Linked DNA regions of Homo sapiens: region 1 is linked to region 2. A link is an interaction called in ENCODE POLR2A ChIA-PET data of the cell type or tissue named here. Cell type or tissue: K562. All regions are shown on one strand. Links, peaks and the distances in the headings refer to the core of each region. The heading gives the core; the rest is flanking DNA.

Region 1 (7,796 bases), core at 1,346-6,345, 180 kb after region 2:
CCCCTTCACTTGTACCTCCCTTCTTTGAGGTTCATGGTGCATGTCTGCATGTTTGTTGTTTTGTTTTTTTATTTTTTATTTTTTGAGCCTCGCTCTGTTGCCCAGGCTGGAGTGCAGTGGTGCGATCACTGCTTACTGCAGCCTCGATCTTCTGGGTTCAAGTGATCTTCTGCCTCAGCCTCTCGTGTACCTGAGGCCACAGGCACACACTGCCACACCTGGCTAATTTTTATTATTTTTTTTGTAGAGACGAGGTCTCACTATGCCCAGGTTGGTCTCAAACTCCTGTGCTCAAGCAATCCTCCCATCTTGGCCTCCCTAAGTGCTGGGATTATAGGCATGAGCCACCGTGCCCGGCCTCATGTCTGCATGTTAAAAGTTCTGAGAATTCCTATGGAAAATAAATTTGACTTTGCTTAATGCAGTTCCTCTAAACTTACTTAATTCCTTTTTCTTTTTTTCTTTACTATTTATTAATTTTTCTCTTTTCTCAGACCTTGCAGGGATGAAAGGTCCCCTTTTCTCAAAACCCTCTTATGATCCTCTACACTCTGCAAGGGCTTCTGAGGACAGCAGGCTGAGAAAGGCCGATCCTAGCACTTACCTCTTTGAAGACACTTTTAAAACTGTTAACAGTATTTATAGCTTTAAAAGTATCCATGTTCTTAGGCCAGTTAATAAAAAAAAAAAAAAACAGAAAAAAAACAAGCTAAGTGATCCCTCACAAGTCCACTGAGCCTTTGTGTGGTGGGTCCTGGGTTAGGAGGGAGGCACCTGACAGCCTAGTTCAACTTCCTTCCCGTGTCTAGGTGGGGTCCACGTCAGGCCACTGGGGGTGGGCAGGGGATGTTCCATTCAACGAGGCCGAGGGGATCGTGGTGAACCACAGATATGAGTTTCTGACCAACCGTGTGTATTTACGACTGCTTTAAAAAAAATTCAACACATAGCCAGGTGCAGTGGCTCATACCTGTAATCCTAGCTACTCAGGAAGCTAAGGCAGGAGGACAGGAATTTGAGACCAGCCTGGGCAACATAGTGAGATCCCACCTCTAAAAAAATAAATAAAAACTTAGCTGGGCATAGTGGTGCACACCTGTGGTCCCAGCTACTCAGGAGGCTGAGGCAGGAGGATCGCTTGAGCCCATGAGTTTGAGGTTGCAGTGAGCTGTGATTGCGCCACTGCACTCTGGGTGACAGAGTGAGACCCTATCTCTAAAACAAACAAAAATTCGGCACATATTTGGTCCATCATTCGTAACCTTAACCATGTTTAATTTTGTTGCTTTATACAACCTAACATTTCCTAAATGTTGGGAGCTCATAGTTTTTGGAAAATATATGCATCTGAAATTTTACAGATTTCCAGATGCAGTGGAATAAGTCCATTTTATTTTATTTTATTTATTTATTTTGAGACGGAGTTTTGCTCTTTTTGCCCAGCCTGGAGTGAAGTGGCATGATCTTGGCTCACTGCAGCCTCCACCCTCTGGGTTCAAGTGATTCTCCTGCCTCAGCCTCCCAAGTAGCTGGGATTTCAGGCACCTGCCACCACGCCTGGCTGATTTTTATGTTTTTAGTAGAAATGAGGTTTCGCCATGTTGGCCAGGCTGGTCTCGAACTCCTGACCTCAGGTGATCCACCTGCCTCGGTCTCCCAAAGTGCTAGGATTACAGACATGAGCCACCACACCTGGCCAGGATAAGTCCATTTTAGTGTATTCATTTAAGCGATGTCCCCAAGGTGAGTCCAGTTCAGCCCAACGCTCCAAGGGGTTTTTGCACGGACGGCCTTCATTGTTGAAGTGCACATCCTCTTTCCCTGAAGCCTGCTGTTAGAGACAGCTCCCCCTACCCTCACTGGCGATATGCTGTTTACTCCTTCCCTTTCTTTGGACTTGCAGGGTTTCTATGTTGCACTGAGACTGGTGGCCTGTGCACAGAGTGGCCATGAAGTTACCTTGAGCAATCTGAATTTGAGCATGCCACCGCCTAAATTTGTGAGTGTCCAAGTCCTTCAAGTTCACATTCTTCTAATACCAGATGTGTGTGTGTGTGTATGTGCATGTGTGTATGTGCATGTATATTTCCATGTTTTCTCTAGCCTTCCCCTTTTATTGTGGTGAAATTCACATAATAGAAAATTAATAATTTTAAAGTGAACTATTTAGTGGTATTTAGTGCATTTACAGTGTTGTGTCTTCATTACCTCTGTCTAGCTCCAGAACTTTTTCATCCCTCCGCAAGGAGACCCCATCCACATTAAGTAATCACTCCTTGTCTCCCCCTCCCAGTCGCTGGCAACCACTAATTTTATTTCTGTCAATGGATTTGCCTGTTCTGGACATTTCCTATCAATGGAATTCTCTAACATGGTCTTTTGTGTCTGGCCTCTCTCTCAGCATCGTGTTTTCAGGGTTCATCCATGTTGTAGAATGGATCAGTGTTTCCATATTCCATTTACTGGATGGACCACATCTTTATCCATTCATCTCTCTGGACATGTGGGTTATTTCCACCCTTTTGACTGTTGTGAATAGTGCTGCTACCAGCATTCATGTACAAGGATTTGTTTGGACATCCGTTTTTAATTCATTTGGGTCAATACGTAGGAGTGGAATTGCTGGGTCATGTGGTGATTCTGTGTTTAACTTTGTGAAGTCTTCCCTTTTTTGAAAGCACTTTGAAACGTGTATCCTTTTCAGCAAACCCACCCACCTATGATTTAATTCTGTGCCAGCCACAAAGGAATGTTTCTCTCTCTTCTCAGCACGACACCAGCAGCCCTCTGATGGTCACACCGCCCTCTGCAGAGGCCCACTGGGCTGTGAGGGTAAGTGAACGGGAATAGCTCCCTCCTTGGCTCTCCTTCAGATAGAATTGTTCCAGCAGTTGTTCTAGAATTGTTCTGGAATTGTTCTAGTTTGATGTTGTTCAGAACATTTTATAGGATGATTGTGTCAGCTCTTCTGTCTCAGTGTGAGTGGCCACAGCACTTGGATGAAACGCCTCTTCTAATGAACACCTTTTACAAAGGCTGTGGCCCTTCACTGGAATTGGGAGTTGCCTACCTGGACAACTAAGTGTCAGGAGTTGGATTATTAAAGGGCTGCAGTTTAAATCTTGCATCTTTAGGTCACATTCTGTGGTTTTTGCTGCTTGTGTTGGTTATTCAGAATAGAAGAGGAAACGGTGAGAGCTTGCAAGCACGTGGACCCCCAAATGTGTCCCTTGCTTTCTCGCTTCTTTCCAGCCACTTTGCATGTTACCATTCTTTCCTCCCTGATGTTCTGATTGCTTTGTGAAAAGCCTCTCTCAGCACTTGAAGTGTTATTTTTAAAACAGAGGATGTTGTGGCTGGAAAGATAAGCTACTGCGTCCAGAAAGAAGAAAAAAAACGAGGGCTGTCTTCTAAGTACAGAATTCCTTCTAAAGGAAGTGAGCATGGTCCCTCCAAGTAACATCAGGCCTCCTCACCTTCCCTTCACTTTCAGACTGTCACATTTCCTCACGTTTATGTGGCTTAAATCCTGACATGAATAACACTCTTGCTCTCAAATAAAGGTCCCAAGCACTTTCGTCCCATGTTTACACGGTTGGTTTGCTCCCTTCTTGGAGAGGTCATGGGCTGGGTGGGGGTATCTGTGCAGGGAGAGGACATGAAGATATGTCATGTGACTGAGGAGTCATGCAGTCACCTCTGTCATCAAGCACTTTGCCAGTGGCAATCACTGTGGTGAAGGGTTTCTCCCTGTCACCCAGCGCATTGTGTGGACTTTGAAAAAGAGCTACTTTGTCATGGGAAACAGTGCCAAGAGATCTTATACTTTAAAATGTGATGGCTCTTTTCCACCAGGGGTTATGTCCAGGCCTCACTGGAAGAGCTGGGACTGAGGGGCCTGGGGACCTCGCAGAGAGGAGTCAGGGAGCACAGGACCAGATGCTGTAATTGGGGTGTACTGTGGTCGAGAGAGATTCTGCATTCCATTCACAGCCACAGTCAGAAAGAACAAGCCCGAAGTGCCAAGTGTTTGTTTCCGTTGTGAACATTTCTGGGCTTCTGAAGGCACTGAGTCAGCAAGTCCGATGGCCAGGAGAGGATCCCAGGCCCCCGAGAAAGACCTGCAGCGCTCAGCTTCTTAGCACCAACAGCTGTGAAAGCATGCGGTGTCTGCCGGTGATCTCATCTCTGTGACTGAGGGCTCTGTCTTGGTTTTTGTCTTTTAAAAATTAAAAAATTTTTATTGTGGTTGAAAGACACATCATGTAACATTTACCATCTTAACCATTTCTAAGTGTACAGTTCAGGAATGTTAAGTTTCCTTTGGAGGGTGGAACAGACTGGAAGCCACTGCCTCACTCATGGCCCCTTTTACGGGCTGCCTGCCCTATGTCTTTCAGAACAGCAGGAACTGTGACTCCCCATCCTAATGCTGTACCTTCCCTCTGTTCATGAAGAGCTATTCCTATTTACGTATTAATTTATTTACCATTAGAAATGGAGGGCTTCCTGTATGTGGCTGGGCTTGGTGGCTCACACCTGTAATCCCAGCACTTTGGGAGGCCGAGGCAGGCGGATCACTTGAGGCCAGGAGTTCAAGACCAACCCGGCCATCATGTTGAAACACCATCTCTACAAAAAATACAAAAATTAGCCGGGCCTGGTGGCGCATGCCTGTGATCCCAGCTACTCGGGAGGTACGAGTGCTGAGGCACGAGAATTGCTTGAACCTGGGAGTCGGAAGTTGCAGTGAGCTGAGATTGTGCCACTACACTCCAGCCTGGGCAACAGAGCAAGATTTTTGTCTCAAAAAAAGAAAAAAAAAAAAAAAAAGAGGACTTCCTGTACTTTAAGTTGATTTTGATAATTATTTGCTCAAGCACTAACATCTGCTCACACTTTTGTCTTTCTGGTACAAGTGGGCTCCTTGGAGGCAGGTGAGACTGATCTTTGTCTCCCTGCAAAGACACTGCCCCACCATGGGAGACTCCTGCCACACTCAGGCAGCAGCTAGGACGAAGGACAAGACCCGGGGCCAGGGCCTCCCTCCTGAGGACCTTGGCTCCCAGATCCGAGGTTGCCATAACGTTATTTCCTTCAGGGTATATGTTCACTTTGGAAACCAAGGGGCCAAGACTGTTCTAAGATCATTTTGTGCTTTTAGCCAAGGGTGATGATGGGTCCGTGGCCATTTTCACTTGGCTTTCGGTCAGAGCTCGGTCTGGACATTCACACAGGTGTGCTCTCCTACTTACTCGGGCTATTTCTTTCCAACTAGGTGGAAGAAAAGGCCAAATTTGATGGGATTTTTGAAAGCCTCTTGCCCATCAATGGTTTGCTCTCTGGAGACAAAGTCAAGCCAGTCCTCATGAACTCAAAGCTGCCTCTTGATGTCCTGGGCAGGGTAAGTGGGCCACGGGCTTGGTTCTTCTGCACTCAGTGTCCCTGCTGTGTGTGGGCGCCACTGTTCTCTTTCCCCATGGTGCTTACAAGGCTCTTGCTCTGTTTTCTCCCTGTGCCATCAGGGGCTTTCATCAGCGCTCCTGTGGGTCCAGCCCCAGCTGGCTCAGGGCTTCCTAGGGTGTGGCTTACAGTGTTCACCCAGTCCCTGGGGAAGGTGCCAGAATCCTTCCACTTCACAGATGAGGAGGTGGACTCAGAAGTGAAATTGCTGCCTGGGGCTTTGGGACCAGTAGAGCTCAGTCTTAAGCTCCCCAACTTGGGCTTTCCCCCTTTCCATTGTGCTGAATGTGGGAATGTGTGTCTGTGTCTATTTATTTATTTATTTATTTATTTATTTATTTATGAGATGGAGTCTTGCTCTGTTGCCTAGGCTGGAGTGCAGTGGCACGATCTCGGCTCACTGCAACCTCTGCCTCCCCGGTTCAAGCAATTCTCATGCCTCAACCTCCCAAGTAGCTGGGATTACAGGTGCATGCCACCACGCCCAGCTAATTTTTGTATTTATAGTAGAGATGGTGTTTTACCATGTTGGCCAGGCTGGTCCCAAACTCCTATCTCAGATTCACCCGCCTCGGCCTCCCAAAGTGCTGGGATTACAGGCGTGAGCCACCACACCCGGGCTTTTTTATTTCTTTTTTTGAGTTTTTAGAGATGGGGTCTCACTGTGTTGCCCAGGCTGGTCTCGAACTGCCAGGCTGAAGCCATCCTCCCACCTCAGCCTCTGGAGTAACTGGGACTGCAAGAGCACCACCACTCCTGGCTCTTTTCTACTATTAATTACTCTTTTTCTTCTGATAAAGCTCAAGGTAAAAGTATTTTCAACTCTGCTGCAAATTTAGGAAAAATTTTATGCATTCTCTTTAAAGAAAGTCTTAGCCTGGTGCGGTGGCTCACGCCCGTAATCCCAGCACTTTGGGAGGCCGAGGTGGGTGGATAACTTGAGGTCAGGAGTTCGAGAACAGCCTGGCCAACATGGTGAAACCCTGTCTCTACTAAAAAAAAATACAAAAATTAGCCAGGTGTGGTGGTGTTCGCCTGTAATCCCAGACACTTGGGAGGCTGAGACAGGAGAATCGTTTGAACCCAGGAGGTGGAGATTGCAGTGAGCTGAGATTGCACCACTGCACTCCAGCCAGGGCAACAGAGCGAGACTCTGTCTCAAAACAAAAACAAAAACAAAAAAAACCCTCAATTTAGGCTGGTGTGGCGGCTCATGCCTGTAATCCCAGCACTTTGGGAGGCTGGGGCGGGCAGATTACTTGAGTCCAGGAGTTTGAGTCCAGCTTGGGCAATATGGTGAAACCCCATCCCTACTGAAAAAAAAATACAAAAAACTAGCCAGGTGTGGTGGTGCGTGACTGTAGTCCCAGCTACTCTAGAGGTTGAGGTGGGAGAATCACACCTGAGCCTGGGAAGTCGAGGCTGCAATAAGCTGAGATCGTGCCATGGCACTCCAGCCAGGGCAACCGGATTGAGACTCTGTTTAAAAAAATAATAATAATAATTAATTTTTTGTTTTGTTTTGTTTTGTTTGTGAGACAGAGTCTCGCTCTGTCACCCAGGCTGGAGTGCAGTGGCATGATCTCAGCTCACTGCAACCTTTCCTCCCAGGTTCAAGCAATTCTCCTGCCTCAGCCTCCCGAGTAGCTGGGATTACAGGCATGCACCACAACAGCCGGCTAATTTTTGTATTTGTATTTGTATTTGTATTTGTATTTATTTATTTATTTATTTATTTGAGACAGAGTCTCGCTCTGTTGCCCAGGCTGGAGTACAGTGGCGCAATCTCTGCTCACTGCAAGCTCCGCCTCCTGGGTTCACGCCGTTCTCCTGCCTCAGCCTCCCAAGTAGCTGGGACTACAGGCGCCCGCCACCACGCCTGGCTAATTTTTCATATTTTTAGTAGAGATGGGGTTTCACCATGTCAGCCAGGATGGTCTCGATCTCCTGACCTCATTATCCGCCTGCCTTGGCCTCCCAAAGTGCTGGGATTGCAGGTGTGAGCCACCATGCCCAGCCAATTTTTGTATTTTTAATAGAGATGGGGTTTCACCATGTTGGTCAGGCTAGTCTTGAACTCCTGACCTCAGGTGATCCACCTGCCTCGGCCTCCCAAAGTGCAAGGATTACAAGCGTGAGCCACCGTGCCTGGCCAAATTAATTAATTTTAAAAGCCTCAATTTGTTTCTGTTAACTAAAAGTACAGTTGTCCCTTGGTATACTTAGGGGGATTGGTTCCAGGGCCCCTATCATACACCGAAATGTACGCATACTCAAGTCCTGCAATCAGTCCTGCACATACAAAAGTCGGCCCTCTGTATATTCGGGTTTCA
Region 2 (7,796 bases), core at 1,369-6,368:
TGCCACCACACCCAGCTAATTTTGTATTTTTAGTAGAAACAGGGTTTTGTCATGTTGGCCAGGCTGGTCTCGAACTCCTGACCTCAGGTGATCCACCCACCTTGGCCTCCCAAAGTGCTGGGATGAATGACAGGCGTGAGTCCCCACGCCTGGCTGCCCCAAATTTTTAAGCTAAGTGAGCCTGTGGTTTCCTTTCTTGATAAAACCCATTTGAGCTGACTTTTCCCTCACTTGCAACTGAGAGAGTCAGTAAAGAATCATCTGAGCACATTGTGCCCCAGGCTCTGGGTCAGGTAGCCCTTCTTATTCCTCTCCTGCTCCAGCCATGCTCAGCTGCTCATCAGTCAGCTCCTGACCTTTTTGTGCACCCCACCTGATCACCTGCCCTCTCTCCCTCCTTGCCTCTCTGGTCTCAGGGTCCAGAGCCTCCATAAGCATCCCTGTCTTCTGACTATTGCAGGCATCCTGGTCTGATCTTTCCCGCAGTGCTTCCTGTAACCGGTCTGACTTGCCTGTCATTTCCCCCACCCCCATTCCCCTTGAAGCAAAGACTGGTTGGTTGTTTTCTTGCTGGTATTTAGAGAGCCATTCATTCTGTTAGGGCCAGTGACCAGTTTACAAATGGATGTGGGTCCATTTCTGACTTCAGATTACAGAAGTAGCATTGCCTAACCTGGGAGGACCCAGTTGGGCTTGGGGGTAAGAATTCAGGCTTAGTGGGGCTTAGTCATTTAGCTGATTAGTATTGGGGTTGAGGTGGCTGCGGCTGGATTTGGCCAGACCCCTGGAGGAAGCCCCCTTCCTGTGATGGTTACTTGGCTCTCTCCAACCTTCAGCCCTTTGGATTCCTCCCATGGTTCGAGGGGTCTGTTGGAGCCATACTGGCATGGTCTGCACCCAGGCGCTGAGCCTGTCCTGTGTGTATCGCTCAGTTCCGTTAGGTTTGGGGATTCCAGAAGCCGTCGACAGGACCCAGTGGCCTGGTGAACCCCTCAGGCCCACATGAGCCTGCACGTGCCTCCTCCCTCCAGGCCTGGGCAGACACTCCCCACCCACCCCCCACCTTTTTATTTTATTTTATTTTATTTTGAAATGGGGTCTTACTCTGTCACCCAGGCTGGAGTGCAGTGGCACAATCGGCTCACTGCAACCTCTACGTCCCCGGCTCAAGTGATCCTCCTACCTCAGCCTTCTGAGTAGCTAAGACTACAGACACACGCTACCACACCCAGCTAATTTTTTGTAATTTTTGTAGAGTTGGGGTTTCACCATGTTGCCCAGGCTGGTCTCAAATTCCTGAGCTCAAGCGATCTGCCTGCTTCGGCCTCCCAGAGTGCTGGAATTACAGGTGTGAGACCGTGCGCCGGGCCAGACACTACCCTTAGCACAGCTTCTGGACCTTAGCTGGAAGGCTTCAGGTCCTTCTCAGCTGCTTCTACTTTGGTGACCTTGGAGCAGATCACTTAATGTCTCCGAGCCTCAGTCTTTTTACTTGTGACATGGAGCTGGTGTTGCCATCACCTGGTGATACCATCCTGTGGGGCTTGAGGTATGTTGAGAGCCTGGCACAATGCCTAGCCTCCATTTAGTCACCCTGATCATGAAGATGCTGGTACTGTCTTCCTGTGACAGATGAGTTTGGGATGTTGTCTTCCTGAGGCCATGCGGTTGGAAGGGGGGAAGTGAGGATTTTAACTCCATCATTGATTCTGTCACCAAGCCCAGGGCATGGATCTCATTGAATCTAGTTACCAGTCCCACTTCACAAACCAAGGGCTCGACATCCTTTGGTGTAAATCTATAAGGGACTATAAGGACTTTATCCTGGGGCCATAACAGAAATGGTTGCAAGGACAGCAGCATCAACTCTTACTGTGTGCTCACTCTGTGCTAAGAATTATCCCATTTTATAGATGGGCTGATTCAGGAAACTGAAGCATAGTGAGGTTAGGTCGCTGGCACTGCACAGCTGTGAGCCCGACTCCTTCTGCCCTCAGAGCCTTTGCTTTCATCCGGAGATAACACTGCTGCCCACTGTAGAGGGAAGGGGGATGCATGTGAAGCCAGTGCCACCTAGACAGTGCCCGTCAAGCGCCTTGGGTAGAGAGCTGGGGACTCTGCTGTCTTTTTCCACCTCGGAAGTGGGGGAGTTTGTGCCTGAGCTGCTGTGGAGTGCAGAGGATCCCGTGTCCCTTCCCCAGCCAGACACGGCCTCTGACATCTCTAGAGCCTTTGAGCCATGTCAGCTCCAGTTGATGAGGTCTTTTCTTGTGGAGAAGGGAGGCTTTTCATTTCTTATGAGTAGGTTGATGAATAGGTTTAACAATCAACTAGAAATCCTCTAAGCCTCCTCTCCCCTCCTCCCAAAGAAAGAAAGATGGAAAGAAAGAAAAGTATTTAATATGTAAGAGTTTGGGAATTAGACCTGGATTCGAATCTCTACAGCTCCGTCTCCAAGTTATATGTCCTTGGACAAATCACATCAAATATTTATCAGTGCTATTAATACTCTCTATAAAGTGAGGACGTCCCTATCCTACTAAAGGTAAACAGTGCCTGAAAGGAAATTTAGTACCTAGTAGGTACTAAACATGTATAAGCCCCTTCTCGACTTTTCAGGAGCTAGGGGGTATTACACCCCTAGATGAGTTTGTAGATACTGAACTTTGATTTTCACAAATGCTGTTCTTTTTCAAGGGTAGTCTTTCCTTTAGTGTCAGCAAGGAGCAGTTACAAGACAACATTGCATAATTTACACATTTCTAAATGCTCCCTCGGGGGAAAACAGGAAGAAATTGGTTGTAGAACAAAATCCCAGACGTCAGGGTCCAGAGCCTCTTCCTTGGAAGAGGTGCTTAGGCTGAAATTCACAAGCAGGTTTAAAAGCTGCCTGTACTTTTCCAAATCTCTCTGTGCTGCAGTTGCAGGTGGGGATGATCAAAATACAACTTTGTGCACATGAAGCTGCCTTTCAGAAGCAATAGCCAATATTCTTCCTGTGTAGAGACATACTTTAGAATCAACAATTGTGGCTAGGCATGGTGGCTCCAGCCTGTAATCCCAGCACTTTGGGAGACCGAGGTGGGAGGATCGCTTGAGGCAAGGAGTTTGAGACCAACCTTGGCAACATAGTGACACCTTGTCTGTAGTAGAAATCACAAACATTAGGTGGGGCTGGTGGCATGTGCCTGTAGTCCCAGCTACTCGGGAGGCTGAGGTGGGAGGATCGCTTGAGCTGTGTAGGCTGAGGCTAGGGTGAGCCAAGATCACGCTACTGCACTCCAGCTTGGGTGATAGAGCGAGACCCTGTCTCAAGAAAAAAACCAAACACACAAAAAGTAATCATAATCATAAGATCTCCAAGATTTTACTGGACAGAAAAATGTTGACGTAATTGATACCTGGAACATATACCTTGCACAAAAACATGTGGGCAGAATGGCCTTGGTGGGTAATCAAGACTGGATGTTAAGCCAGCGGGTTGCTGTTTTATCTCTCCCGGCCTATCTCCTACCCCACCCCCAACAACCTGCATCACCCTGTTGGCAGGAGCTCAGAGCCACTGTCACCCTCTTGGAAACTATTTATGTAGCAAGAGGCATAGACATGCTCATGTCCTGTGACCCAGTAATTTTACTCTTGGAAGTTTATTTACAGGCTGAGCTTGGTGGCTCACGCCTGTAATCCCAACACTTTGGGAGGCCAAGGTGGCAGGATCGCTTGAGGCAAGGAGTTCAAGACCAGACTGACCAACATAACAAGACCTTGTCTCCATTTACTTCTTTTTTTTTTAATGAAGTTTATTTTTAAACAGCATGGGAGAAGCTTCAGAATCATGGTGCATCCACAGAGTCAAATAGCCTATAGCCGAAAGCGTGATTCTGAAGGCTCTATAGAAAAATGGGCAGGCCTTACCATGAGGGGGAAAGGAGTGGTTTTGTGACTCAGGCATCTGGATAGGCTGGATGCCTAAAGAACTAGAACTTGGGGTAAAATGGAAGCACTTGTGTTGGTTGGGGCAGGGGGAATGGGTTGGTTTGTTTTCCCCTATGCTCCATTGTCTTTTCAATTAAACTGTAAAAAAATGAAAATAAAAGTAGGCTGCTCTAGCCTGAAGAGCACTTGAGCACTATAGAGAGCAATCGGCTGTGGAGTGGATTGCGGGCCTCTATGTACTGCAATCAGTGGAGAGGATTAGTTCCCCTCTCATACGTTTCCGGAAGGTTCAGAACACTAGTGTGCAACATAACACTCCAGTCAAGGCCACCAGTCATGTTCTTCATGTTCCCAGAGGTCCATCCCACCAAAAATGACTGGACAACACCTGGTTTTCTCCACACAGTCAGTGAAGCCACACCCCATGGCTCTGCTAAACACCCTGGAGTGGTCCATGCCTCTGCCTTCCTCTCACCTTAGTCACCTACTCCACCTGTGAGGCCCGGGGGCTACTGCCAGGATGCATGTTCTCCAGCCCTCCTCTGCCCTCCATCTCGAGTCCAACCCTGGCCATTTCCCTCTTGGTCCTGTCCCTTCCATACCGATAAGCAGATGACACCACTGTCACTTCACATCCTTCAGTGGTTTTCCATCACCCTTAGAATAGACGCCCACATTCCTTATTGTCATGATCTACACATGCTACAGGCCTTGGGCCCTTCTTTCCTTTCTCAGCTTAACTTGAACCCTTGCCCTCATTCTTGTGGGAGAACCTTCTCCCTCATCCAGTTCTTGTGACAGTCGGACTTCTTCAGGCCTCTCCTGGCCACCCATTATACAGAGCCCATGCCCTCCTGCTGTCACACTGCTTTCAGCCTTCCATGTCATGGCACACATAGGAAACAGTGGCATCCACAGGGTGCAATGGGTAATTTGGAGGCGAGACTAGGGGAAAGTGCATGTGCTGTTTCTACCATAGAAATTATAAGGATGGTGGCTCACGCCTGTAACCTGTAATCCCAGCACTTTGGGAGGCTGAGGCGGGCGGATCACCTGAGTTCGGGAGTTTGAGACCAGCCTGACCAACATGGGGAAACCCCATCTCTACTAAAAATACAAAATGAGCTGGGCGTGGTGGCTAATGCTTGTAATCCCAGCTACCAGGAGGCTGAGGCAGGAGAATTGCTTGAACCTGGGAGGCGGAGGTTGTGGTGAGCCGAGATCACACCATTGCACTCCAGCCTGGGCAACAAGAGCAAAACTCAGTCTTGAAAAAAAAAAAAAAGAAATTATAAGGAAAATAAAATACAGGGTGTTAGGGAGCATAGTTAATACTGAACTTGTGTTGAATAACATTATGATTATTATTATTTTTAGAGGCAAGGTTTTGCTTATTATTATTATTTTTTAGAGACAGAGTCTTGCTCTAAAAACTTTACTTGTCCAGGCTGGAGTGCAATAGCGCAATCATAGCTCACTACAGCCTTGAGCTACTGGGCTCAAGGGATCCTCCTGCCTCAGCCTCCCAAGTAGCTGGAACTACAAGTGCTAGCCACCACACCTCACTAATTTTTGTATTTTTTATAGAGACGGTCTCGCTGTGTTGCCCAGGCTGGTCTTGAACTCCTGGCCGCCTTGGCATCCCAAAGGGTTGGGGTTACATGTGTGAGCGACCACACCCGGCTTGAATAACATTACTGAAATAACATTGCCTTTTTTTTTTTTTTTTTTTTTTTTTAAAGAGTGCTTGTGTCCAAGAACATAACTTTTATATGTTAGGGTGTGGGTTTTGTTTTTGTTTCTGTTTTGCTTGACTTTGATAATTGTTGTGGAGAAATTTTGTTTGCACAAGAAGGTGATAAAACTTGGAAGCATTTTTTTTAGTAAACATTGAAAAATTTATGAGTTGGCATTTCTAAAAAATCCAGATTCTTTAATCTTTTCATTTATATGTAATGTTGAAATACAATAATGCAAATGGACTTTAGTTTCATTCAGACTCTATTTCAAGCACTTCAAAATAATGAAGCTCTAATTTACATAAGGCATATACTAAGGTATAGACAGTGGTGTGCTGGTGAAAATTTGACAACCAGCTCTCAGGAAAAAGAAAAGAAATCCATACATATACATATGTAAATATGCATGTAAGTTTATGAGTTTTACTAGTATAAAGGATGGGTGGCATATAATTTGCAAATAATAATGAAATATACAACACTGTTGTCAGTTCCATATAGCCAATTGCTTCTCACCAGCTGCTTCCGTTGATTTTTGCTGAGCTTTTGTATCAGCTTCTGATTGGTTTTGACATGACTTTGGTTAATATCTTATTCTCTCTCTTTTTTTTTTTTTTTTTTTTTTTTTTGAGACGGAGTCTCGCTCTGTCACCCAGACTGGAGTCCGGTGGTGCAATCTCCGCTCGCTGCAACCTCCACCTCCCGGATTCAAGTGATTCTCATGCTGCCCCCTAAGCAGCTGCGACTATAGGTGTGCACCACCATACCCGGCTAATTTTTGTATTTTTAGTAGAGACAGGGTTTCTGCATTTTGGCCAGGCTGGTCTTGAACTCCTGGCCTCAAGTGACCCACCTGCCTCAGCCTCCCAAAGTGCTGGGATCACATGTGTGAGCCGCTGCACCAGCCTGGTCGATATCTTTGTATTAATGAGTCAAGTGATGTCTTTGCTGAATTAGATAATAGTTTTCAAATACCTGTACTATAAGAATATTTTCTCAATTGTCCTGTTCCCAATGTAATGACTTCAGGCATGACACGCTTTTTAAGTTTAATTGCATTATTAACATTTTCTCCATCACTTTCTTAAGTCTAAACCCCAGGAGTTGGCTAACTTTTTGTAAAGGGCCAGATAGTAAATATTTTCATCTTTGCAGGCCATATGGCCGTAGAGCTTCTGTTGTACTGCTATCTTTGTAGCACAAAAGCAGCCAGAGACAGTATGTGAGTGAATGAGCGTGACTGTGTTCCAGTAAAACTTGATGTGGTTAATTTATGTCAATGTGAATTTTACCTCAATAAACAGCATGTAAAATGAAAAAAGTAAAATCTTCATTTACAAAAACAGACAGTGTTATGGAATGGCCCAGGAGTTTGCAGATTTCTAGTTTGGAGCCCATAAAATCAAGCCCTGATTTATAGTGTTTACTGATTTCTGTGGTGGAAATACTCTCACCATGGCTGGCTTCAAGCCACTAACATGAGATCACTGAATGTGAGGTTGGGAAAGAGACTCAGTAGCACACCATGTCCTCCATGCCCATACAGTAGTCATGAATAACCTCAGAAACCTAGATAGTACTAAGTTTGGTAAAATAAGTAGGAAGTGATGAGTTTTGAGTACACAGTACTGAAAACTTCCTCCTTTGTTCTTATCACAACTTATTGTAAGCTTATATAATGTAATTGTTAGTAATGGCTCCTTTGATTCCTGAAAGTGTCACCACGGGCTTGCTCTCTCAGTAAAGCTGGCGTGAGCAGGCTCCAGCACACACCTGGGTAGAGTCCCTGCCCCTTACCTGGCTTGGATGCTGAAGGCTCGCGGCCCCAGAAGAGGAGATGTATTGGAACGTGTGCAGACGGAGATCTGGCCTGGGCCTGGAGCCTTGCCCACCAGGGCCCTGGTGCCCCTTGGCCTGCTTGCCGGGCTTCAGGCCACAGACAGGTTCCTTGTCCAGATGGTGTCTGCGCCTTTGCAGCTGGCTGCTGGGACAGTTCTCGTGATCGTAGTTTCCCATTGGCCCTGTCTAGCACCCCTCATTGGCTCACGAGGAGCCAGCTGCCCTGAAGGGGAGGCAGGGTATCATGCAACTTGCTCTAGATCGGGGTGTCCAATCTTTTGG

What was found. Peaks named below come from ENCODE experiments on the same cell type or tissue, not always from the same donor. Only the 100,000 strongest peaks of a DNase experiment are listed, where the experiment ranks them.
Region 1: POLR2A ChIA-PET joins it to region 2 with 7 read pairs; 3 of 35 experiments call an interaction of 5 or more read pairs at or near these places.

Annotation. Positions count from the first base shown.
Region 1 is chr19:16,431,973-16,439,768 of GRCh38, reverse strand. It overlaps EPS15L1 (epidermal growth factor receptor pathway substrate 15 like 1), which reads left to right. Exons shown (of 24, transcript NM_001258374.3): 5 at 1,904-1,999; 6 at 2,770-2,832; 7 at 5,279-5,404. Among named protein-coding and RNA genes, the nearest start is that of EPS15L1, 36 kb to the left of the region's middle. In K562, for the core only: no CTCF peak of the experiment used is centred there; DNase peaks (open chromatin) are centred at 3,388, 3,658 and 3,998; H3K4me3 peaks cover 149 bases.
Region 2 is chr19:16,607,820-16,615,615 of GRCh38, reverse strand. All of the region lies in intron 1 of MED26 (mediator complex subunit 26), which reads left to right. Among named protein-coding and RNA genes, the nearest start is that of MED26, 16 kb to the left of the region's middle. In K562, for the core only: a CTCF peak has its summit at 3,167; a DNase peak (open chromatin) is centred at 3,507.